Linked DNA regions of Mus musculus: region 1 is linked to region 2. Evidence: chromatin loops called from intact Hi-C (ENCODE). Cell type or tissue: left cerebral cortex. All regions are shown on one strand. Links, peaks and the distances in the headings refer to the core of each region. The heading gives the core; the rest is flanking DNA. Region 1 has its middle 110 kb from the start of Gm24388. Region 2 has its middle 300 kb from the start of Gm24388.

What was found. Hi-C counts contacts between places; a loop is a spot of excess contacts. Peaks named below come from ENCODE experiments on the same cell type or tissue, not always from the same donor. Only the 100,000 strongest peaks of a DNase experiment are listed, where the experiment ranks them.
Region 1: it touches region 2 in a loop (11-fold over the local background); 2 of 42 quality-filtered maps call a loop at or near these places.

The regions. Positions count from the first base shown.
Region 1 is chr14:40,305,097-40,310,487 of GRCm38, forward strand. No RefSeq gene overlaps it. Among named protein-coding and RNA genes, the nearest start is that of Gm24388, 110 kb to the right of the region's middle. In left cerebral cortex, for the core only: no CTCF peak of the experiment used is centred there; DNase peaks (open chromatin) are centred at 1,434, 2,932 and 3,419; H3K27ac peaks cover 786 bases.
Region 2 is chr14:40,116,769-40,122,159 of GRCm38, forward strand. No RefSeq gene overlaps it. Among named protein-coding and RNA genes, the nearest start is that of Gm24388, 300 kb to the right of the region's middle. In left cerebral cortex, for the core only: no CTCF peak of the experiment used is centred there; a DNase peak (open chromatin) is centred at 2,968; H3K27ac peaks cover 403 bases.

The DNA of each region.
Region 1 (5,391 bases), core at 141-5,140, 190 kb after region 2:
GAATCCTAACTAGAAGTCATGTTTTAATGAGAACAAGCAACATTTGTTCTGTGTGTATAGATTCGCTTACTCAGTATATATTTTCCAGTTTTATCCTTTAATTATAAATTTCATAATTTTATTTCTATGTATAGATGAAGAAAATTGTGCTGTGTATATAGACCATGTTTTCATTATGCAGTCATCAATTGATAGGCATCTGTGTTGATTCCATTTTCCAGGCATGGAAGAGAAGATGAGTAGAGTGCCAAACATGAGGAGAACATATCTCAGTAGTAGAATCAAGTCTTCAATGCATTGGAGACATTCTGAAATTTAGAGCAATGGAGGTTTCAATCTCTGTACATGACCACTGGAATAATATTATAAAGATGTGGTAAGTAATGTGTAGACACATAAAATTCATACCTTGAAGTAGTCCACATCACTTCTGCTTCTGCTTAATTTACCAAAACAAATCACATGAATAAATATGTAGAAGGCAGGAGGCAGAAGAAATCCTGTTCTTGAATGGGAAGAACTGAAATCTTATTAATGAACCTCAAATGTTAATACAAGTGGGAAAGTGAGGGAAACATCTGAGCAGCTGAGAAATGTAATAAAGTTGTTGGTCACATGACTGCTGTCTTAGTTATTTGTCTTCTTACTGTGACAAAATACTTTACTAAAGCAACTTGAGGAAGAAAGAGTTTATTGTTTGAAGGTTTATAAGGACAGGGAAGGTGCAGTGGAGAGACCACAGACAAGCTGGTCACATTGCTTCTACAGGCAGGAAGAGTGTATAAGCAGGGAAAGAGATGTTGGCTAGTACCCCATTGGCTTCCTCTTTTATCCTTTGTCTTCACTATGGAATTCTAGGCTGTAAGATGGTACCTAACAAATTCAGGGTGAGTCTTTCCTTCCTGCTCTGGAAACACCCTTACAGACCTACACAGTATATGTCACCTAGGTAATTCTAAATGCATTTGACTATGAGATTGTCTTCACATCCACAAATAGTAAATTGCATCATCCTGAATTTTCTCACAAAACATCTTTTTTCCCTTTGTCAGTCAATGCAACTAACTGTCCTATCAAATATATTGAAGTATGTTTCATATATTTAAAATGTATGCAGCTTTCCATTTCTAGCAGAATTATTTTTGCTATTACCATTATCTCATGTGAAAATAACTGAAATTGTATCTTCTTTGTGTCCAGGTTCTACTATAAGTGGTCATTTGTTACAAAACTTCAGAGATTTACCAAAACATAGCTCAAATGAGGAAACTTCTTCCACTTGGATCTGATTTAAGATGAGAGTGAAAATGAGACTTAACTCTCCGAACATTGAGAGACCCATTCCTTCTCGTTACAAGCTCTCTGACCCAGAATCCAGATTCGCAGTGTATTTCTTCATCCTCTAGACTTGTTGTACTCTCACAGCTATGGAGTATGTAGTCTCTGTTCTGAAATGGTCCTCCCACTCATTTCACTTGCTTTGTTCTTTTCCAGCTCTTGAGTCTCAGATTATAATTTGCTTCAGGACCTATTGTTTTTTAAACCAGATTTAGTGATTTCATTGATGCGTTTCACTTGGCTGAGGACAGTAGAATGCCTGGAAGATTACCAGTGCTTAACAGCATTGAATGAATGGCTAAACCAAAAGTCCATTGTATATACTATACCACTGCTAAATATTTGAATGAAAAGTGTTACTTTCTTTTTTGGACTTAGTTGAATGGAATCTTACAATCTACATCCTTACATATATAGCTTCTTTTATTCAATATAATTATTTTAAGATTCATTTTTGTTGGTCCATGTTATTGTTGAGTAGTATCTATTATGGCTGACAGTGTTTATCCATTCACCTGTTGGTGAGATTCAGTCCAGCACAGCAGTCAGCAGCCTTGTACATGTGTCACTGATTTAACCTCTTAATTGTCCTTTCAAAAACTTACTACTGATTGAAGTGTAAGTTAAAAAAAACAGAACAACAAAAATGCCCATTTTTCTCAACCTGTCAGATTCCTCATCACCTCTCTTCTGATCATTTTATTCTTCGACAAAGTGAACAACTTTTAGGCCCTTGGAAGTGTTTGCATTATCTTTTCCATTGTACATTGCCAGGCTCCCTTCTGCCCTCTACAAGTAGAATCATTTCTTGTCTGATTTACTCTTTCCTTTACATCTTAATTTCCTAACTATAGTATGATTTTATATATGCAATGACTTTTTTGTCCATTTTATCATTGGGCTTTTAATACCTAAAATACTATCTCACACATAGGCATGCTTATCTTAAAAATCAGACAAAGGAGACCAATTTAAGCAAAGCCACATACAAGCTCCCAGAGAAGATTAATTTCATGTTTATCTCTCCTCTGATAATAATGTGGTCACTCTCTATGAAAGCCGTGATGTGCTATTATACCTACTTTCTACTGTTGTCAGAAGAGCTTTGTTAGAGTTAATACAATGACATACTGGATCAATGAGATAAATCTTTAAAGTCCCTGGCACATTGATACAATGTATTTGCTTCATTTTTCTTTCCATAATTGCTTTTTCTCTCTTGTATTTATAATAAACCTACCAATCTGTAAGTGAAAGATAATGCATATTAAATAAATGTTGAATATAATATGCTGTGTATACTGTAAATACATAAAGTTCTCTATGCATCTATATAATATATTTTGATAAATAAAAGCATATTATAATTTAAATTTTTCATGCAAAGTATATGGCATATGGGAACACAGATAGACACTTTCATATAAATAGAAACATGCTACATATTAAACTATTAATATAGTGTTCAAGGAGGATTGAATTATTTAAACATATGTATAATTATATATAGACATACATATAAGACAGCATATACAGCAGATTTTAAAAGCTGTGGGATGTGTTGCACCATAAAAATGGAATGGTTTAAAAATAGCAGGATCATCTTTGTGCTAAAGAAAAGAACTCAAAGTAGTGATGTCACAAACACAGTGACAAGCTCAGAGACTTCTTGTGTGGTCTAAGAACACATGGGAACTTTGTTAGAGATTTTTTGTTTGTTTGTTTGGTTGGTTGGTCATTGGGATTTTTTTTTTTTGATTTGTTTTGGTTTTGCTTGTTGTTTGTTATGGGGTTTTTTTTGTACAGTCCGAGAGCTGACTATTCAAGTCCTCTCTGAGTGTCAAATATTTATTCTTTAGGACACCACTTCCAAAACACCAGAGAAAGCTATTGGGATATTGGGGTTATACCTCAGAATATTTAACAGATTTGACAGATGATTGCAAGGAAGGCTGTATTCTGAGAATCTTTCATCTAAGCCCATACCTTGGGCACATAGTGTGTTGCTAAAGACTGTGAGGCATGATGGGAGAACAGCTGTGAGTGGGAAGTTAAGATTTTGCGTGGGGCAGCACAGAAGGCTGCAGACTGGTGGGTGCTTGGTTGCATGGCATCCTGGATTCAACAAGGTGTGGGTGATTGGAGAACTACTGTTTCAAAGAAGACCTTATGTTCCCTTTCAAGGTAAAGGAAGCAAGAGTTTGAGCTGTGTGCATCTCGGTTTCTCATTTCAGCCTCAGTCTCCTCCTGTTCCTTGACCTTTCTATCAACACATTTTTCGTTGGAAACATGATATGAATCACAGCGGGGCTCAGTGCTGTCTGCCTCTCTTTCCTCTTCTCAGTATTTTATGACAAATCCAGACTTAGGTTTTGGGCAAGCACATATAGTGGCAGCAACCACCTGGCCTCTGAGGAAAAGATACTTCCGAGCTGTTTTGCCAAGCCTTGTACATATCACAAATGACAGGATTTTAAAGATTAATTAGACTATATTGCCCTCTCGTTTTAGGCTAAGGAACATTTAAGAAGATATAAAATCACCACACAACTAAGCAGTGAAGACATTCTGATATGCAAGTGTCTACACTTGATCTTCCAGAAATCCATTGTCCCACTTCTTTAAAGGCAATTTCTATAAACGTTTGTAACTAAATATAAGGTATATTGTGAGTGAATAAAACATTAAATGAGTAATTAGTGACTGATAAGCAAGCATTGTGATGAAAATTGAAATTTTGTTTCAGTATCAGTTAGACATCCTTCACTTGCTAGAAAAGCAGCATAGTCAATAAGTTACATTGGATAATGCTTTTGTTGCCTGAACTTTACTGATATTTTAAATTTCCTAGCATAAAAGCAGAACATATATGATATACAAGTTCATGAACTTCTCATATCTGAACCTGTCTGAACTTTCTAAAATGTTAATAGATATTAATAGACTGCCCAGATGCTTAAAAGTTAATATTAGCCGGTCAATGGTGGCACATGCCTTTAATCCCAGCACTTGGGAGGCAGAGGCAGGTGGATTTCTGAGTTCGAGGGCAGCCTGGTCTACAGAGTGAGTTCTAGGACAGCCAGGGCTACACAGAAAAACCCTATCTCGAAATAAAAAACAAAGTAATATTTCTAAAAATATTGATATTTTGTTCCATTTACTATGAACAGGGTTAGAAAACCTCAGAGATGTAGAACTCTTTTGCTTATAGATAAAGAAAGATTTTCGTATGTGAAAATGACACTCAGAGGATTTTTAAGGAAACATATTAAGTCCAAGTCTTTGGATATTATCTAAGCCAATAGTATAGAAGAGCTTCCAATTTATATGCAACTAAATTAAATTAACTACAACATTTAAGTATTGAAGTAGCAGAGTCTAAAATATAACAAGAAATATGCAAAGACAACGATGAGAGAATCATCATTGTTGAAGGAGAGAGTACATGGTGCTCCTTGCATTCTAGTCAACACATTTGTGCACTATTGCAAATATATCACCAATTCTATCCATGCTGGCTTCAGATCATCTCTTAGGACAAATCCTAGTAGGTGTTTATTGTAGAAAGGTAGAGAGAAGGAGAGAGTAGAAAAGTAGAGGGCAGCCATGGCCACGTAGGGGGGGGGGGAAGGCAGAGAGGGGTGAGCAAAAGAACAAGAGTAAGAGCAAGAGAATAAGAGGGTAATAGCCTTAGTCAATTTCAGTTCAATATTGAATTCAATTTTATTTTTTTACAAAAATATATCTCATATGGAATATATACCAAGGATTCCATGTATCAGTAAATGGCAATTCCAAACTATATATGATAAATCTTTTATGAAAATACCATACCAATCTGGGTTTAAAAAATGTATTATGGTTTCTGCCCAGTCCTTGTTGCTGGGGAAGACCCCTAGTTGATCTGCTTCCATGAAGGCTCCATATCCCATCCATCCTAGAGGATCCACTTCACTCAGAGCAGTTGGTAAGAACCCCCTCCCCCGCCAGTCCCAGAGCTGTTCCTGGGAGCCTGGTGGACTCTAGACCCATGACCTACCAAAACCCTGCTTT
Region 2 (5,391 bases), core at 275-5,274:
ATGCACCTAACCCTCAAGAGACTGGAGGCCCCAGGGAGTTTAGAGGTCAGGTGGGGTGGGGGGTGGGAACATCCATGTGGAGACTGAGAAGTGGGGAGAGGTATGGAATGTGAAACAGTCAGAGGGTAGATAGGGGGATAAAATGTACAGTGTAAAAGAATAATTAATTAGTTAATTTAAAAAAGATATCTGTATCATGGTCTCTCATCACATCGCTCACAGAATATGGTAAAAGAGGGGGTAAGGATTGTAAGAGTCATTGTTTGGGATGACTCTTTATAAACAGTGTGTCCTGGTCTATCTGGCAATTGCTCTCATGAGCTCATAGACTTTTTTTGGTTACCTACGCAACATCAAGCCAGTAAAAGTTCTTGCATGGATAAGAGAGAGACTAATGAAGCTTCACCACCAGCGGAGGACCTTTGGCAGCGGAAAGCTGTGAAAGCAAGGTGAGTGACTTTTCTTCAAGAGAGTGGTCTCTTAGGATGTGCATTCTTCTGTGGTCAGATGCCTATGCACAGAAGGAAAGCACTGGCCTGATCAGCGAGAGAGGAATGCAGTGGATATCTGGGAGGATGTGGAGGGCAATATGATCAAAACCCCATGACAAATGATAAAATTCTCAGGAAGTATAAATCTCTTGAGGCAAACAGCCCTTTGAGTTTAGCGGCTTTCCTTCCCCACTCCTCCGCCACAAATCTTGATTCTCATTCTTCCTTAGAAAAGGTGTCGATTTATGAATAGGCTGAAGATCAGAATTACTTGTATGTATAAAATCAAGCTGTGTTGAATATGCAAGAAGTGTACAAAAGATAAACACATGAATTACGTAATTGTTATGAAAATGCATATCTGGGAAGCAGTTGTTATGACCACTGCTTGCATATTGTTTTATTCTTCTGTGGTGAGCATTGACTGTATCAATACTTCTTAGCTAGTGTTTCTTTTTACTTCATGTATATGTTGATTACAACAAATCAGTGTGTCTGCAGCATCCTTATGACACCCAAGCATTTGACAGGGGTCATGGGTACACTTTTCTAAAACGAAAAATTATTTTAGTGTTTGCAATAATTTACTACAAGCTGCTACATTTAGTGGTTTTACTTTCCTTACTCATGATTATATAGCTGTTAACTTATTTTTTTTTCTTTTTTACGTACCACGTTCAGAAGTGTTCCTGAGTTACATGTTTTCATTGTATTACCATCCACATATTGGGCATTTTGTATAAGACTCCAGTTTTAAAAGTTATAGATAAATCAAAAGCAGTTAGCAATACAAATCAACATTTTAACGTTTTATTTATTTTAAATTTTTTTGTGTGTGTATGGATGCTTTGCCATTAGCAGTCAGAAAAAGGTATCAGATCCTGGGAAGCTAGATGTTTAGATGCTGATGGTACACTATGCAATACATGGGAATAGAACCAGGTACTCTTACATAAAAAGATATGAATTAGGACTAGTAAGTTGAATCCATGGGTTAAGGTGCTTTGCCACCAAGCCTGAAAGCTTGACTTGACTTTGATCCTTAAGACTCCAAAGATGAAGAAGGAGAACCAATTCTTGCAGATTTTCCTCTGTCTTCCACATGCAGAAATTCATGTATTCACACACACACACACACACACAAACAATTCATTATGCACATTCACACACATATGAAAGTTATGAAATTTATAAAGAAATACTTGAATTATGAATTAAGAAGAGATGATTGGCCATAATAAATTACTTAATCCATCAGTGAAAGAATATGGATTGAGAAGGAATTTGACAGAGGCAAAGAGAATAGGGTCACTTACAAGGCCCTCATCTAGTATTTTAACTATCTCATAATAAAGGCACAACGGGTTTCACCAATCAATTGGCACATAAAAACAAACAAGAAAAGGGGAATCTTTGGAAGGTTAACTCTATTGCCAAAAGCCATGATAAAAAGTGTAATAAATCTTGCTTCCAAGCTCATGTTCATTTTATTATCCCAGGAGCCAGCAAGGACTATAATATAATGCAAGCTATAATTTCAAGAAGAAAAATAACAACAGGGGAAAACAAGTCGAAAGGATAAGAAACTGTCTGTATATTTATAGTGTTCAGGACACTAGGACTTTCTGAAACTCTCATGAGAAGGGGCTGATTCTCTGTCTCACTTATGAAAATGAAAGCAGGAAAATATACTGCTAAAGCTGCTCTTTGAATCATTTCTGTAGAGGGTAAATAAGAGAAGATTCCCTATAATCTGCACATTTTCAGAATGTATCAGGGAACCAACTGCAGCCTGTTTAATGTTGGAGGCCAGAAGTTGAGTTAAGGGGCTTGGTTTTTGAGAAGTAGGACACCAAGATCCATGTGGGTACAAACAGCATTAGTTGATTGGAAGGCTTTTAAATGCTGCCTCCAACTTTCTGTTTCTAGTCATTTTAATTTTATGTATTCATAGCCATTTTAGTGTAAAGAAAACAAATATGACTGTGTACATTAAATAAAAAGAGTTGTCTAGGTAAAAAGAAAAGCAGAGTAGATGATATATTGTTAGAAAAATTTAAATTTGACTTAAAGATTAGCATGTGAGCACACACGCACATACACACACACACGCACAATTGGATAAGGAAATTTCTACCCATGAATTCTTAAAAAGAGGTTAATGACATGGGTTCAGGACTTAATTTTCTTGCTTCACATTGATGCTTCACCTACCTAAATGATTGGAAACAAGTGAATAAACATCTAAACAGAAAAATGCACAAAATTAAATTATCATGCTTGTAAAAGTTTTTTTTTTTTTTTAAAGCAAATTGATGCCTCTTCTACAAATCTAAAACAGAATAGTAAGTAGCATTAAAAGATATGGTTACATTTGTCTCAGGAAAATGCAAATCAAAGTACTATATGAAATCTGTCTCTCTGCTTCCCACCATTGGCTGGGATGTGACCAACAGCAAGCTCCCACAGCCCAGCTGCTGTGCCTTTCCTATCTCGAAGCTGTACTCTAAAATAAGTCTTTCTCCTGAGATGCTTCTTGTCAGGTCTTTTTTGGTGACAGTAACAAAAAATAATATTAAAAAATCTGTACTGAGAAATAGAGAAATTGCTGCAATAAACCTTTCCATATGCTCTGCAGGCATTCAGAACTGGTTTGTAGAAAGAACTGGGAAAACTATGGAACAGAGGACTGAAGAGATGTTAGAATGCTATGGTTCATCTTGGTGGGAGTGGAAGACCAGAATTCACACATGTAGGTAGACAAGAAGGCTGTCCTTGAGAGAGCAGCAGAAGCCTCACTGAAAATAAAGTAGGGCCATTTTGTGACATTCAGATAAGAATTCTGGCTACAGGGTTGGAGAGATAACTTAGTAGCTAGGAGCATCTTCTCCTCTTTCAGAGGACCCATTCGTTCAGCTCCCAGAACTCATATCATAGATTGATCACAATTCTAACCCCAGGGGACTTGATTCCTATTCTTATGGCTGTGATCACCTGTGGAAATTTGCATGCACACAGACAAACACATACCTATACATTTATTTTAATCTAAGAATATTAAAAAAATATATAGCTGCATTCTATCTGTGTCCTTTTAAACAGAGTGAAACTGAATTTTAAAATAATGGACAAAGTTGTTTGGTGTAAGTAATTTTAAGAAAATACAACATATGTTTATCTTGTGTTATTTTTCACTCTATTTAGTGATCTTTGTAATGAAAATTGAAAGTAACACACTTGTATGAACATAGTATCCAAAGTGCATAGTGGAGGTGGATAAATTGCTGTAATTGCCAAAGAGATTGAAGCTGTTAAAGGGAGACTCAGCACTACATTTTCATAGCCATAATAGTAACACAAATAATAGTAACAGTGCTGGATGGTCATTCCTTCAGTCTCTGATCCGAATTTTGTCTCTGTAACTCCTTCCATGGGTATTTTGTTCCCCCCTATAAGAAGGATTGAAGTATCCACACTTTGGTCTTCTTTCTTCTTGAGTTTCATGAGACTGCCCAACCTGGGGATCCATCCCATAAAAAAACCACCAAACCCAGACACTACTGCAGATGTCAACAAGAACTTCCTGACAGGAGCCATATAAATCTGTTTCCTGCGAGGCTCTTCCAAGTGCTTGACAAATACAGAAGTGGATGCTCACAGCCATCCATTGGACAGAGTGCAGGGTCCTCAATGAAGGAGCAAGAGAAAGTACCCAATGTTGCGTCCGCTCTCGACCAGCAAGAACGACACGACCACCAGTCCTTCTAACAGCAGTTTATTCAATCCTGATTCTTCTTGTTTATATCTCTCCCGAACCCTGGGCCTCTCACTCCTTTTATACTCTCATCCACGCACAGCAGGCCACGCCTCCTCACCAGGCACGCAGCTTCAGCTAATCAGGGCAGCAGGGGCATATCTCCATCAAACTGGATTCACCGGCATCCTGGTGCACCTGCTCAGCTCTCAAGATGTTTGTGGCTTATATGAGGAAGTCAGGTGCAAGTCATACGACTTAGCTACAGTCCCTGGCGCCTTTGGGACTGCCACCACACCCGCTCCTAACAACCCAAGGAGCTGAAGGGGCTTGCAGCCCCATAGGAGAAACAACATTATGAACTAACCAGTACCCCCAGAGCTACCTGGGACTAAACCACCAAACAAAGAAAACACATGATGGGACTCACAGCTCTAGCTGCATATGTAGCAGAGGATGGCCTAGTCAGTCATCAATGGGAGGAGAGGCCTTTGGTCCTGTGAAGGTTCTATGCCCCAGTATAGGAGAATGCCAGTGCCAGCTAGCAAGAGTGGGTGGGTTTGGGAGCAGGGGGAGGGGAAGGGGCTAGGGGATTTTTGGATAGGAGACTAGTTAGGAAAGGGGATAACATTTGAAATGTAAATAAACACTAATGAAAAAAATAGTGAGACAACCGGCCACCTTTCAGGTCAGAGCACAGCTGTCCGCCCAGCCCAAGAGGCTTCTGCCTCAGCTTCCACGGGAGCCACCTTGGTTCCGGAACTCCTAGGAAAGTAATCTACACAGGTAAGAGTGTGGACTACTGAAACAAAGGCTTCTGTGACAGGCCAAAGCAACACAGCTTCTGGGAAAGATCCTGTTTTGGGCCTTCATCTTCGGCCAGGAGGAGGTCCAAACACCAGATAACTGTGCACCTCCCTGAAAGAGGAGAGATTGCCTGCAGAGGCTGCTCTGACCACTGAAACTCAGAGGAGAGAGCTAGTCTCCCAGGTCTGCTGATAGAGGGTAACAAAATCACCAGAGGAACAATCTCTAAACAGAGACAACTATAACAACTAACTCCATAGATTGCCAGATGGCGAAAGGTAAATGTAAGAATCCTACTAACAGAAACCAGGACCACTCACCATCATCAGAACCCAGCAC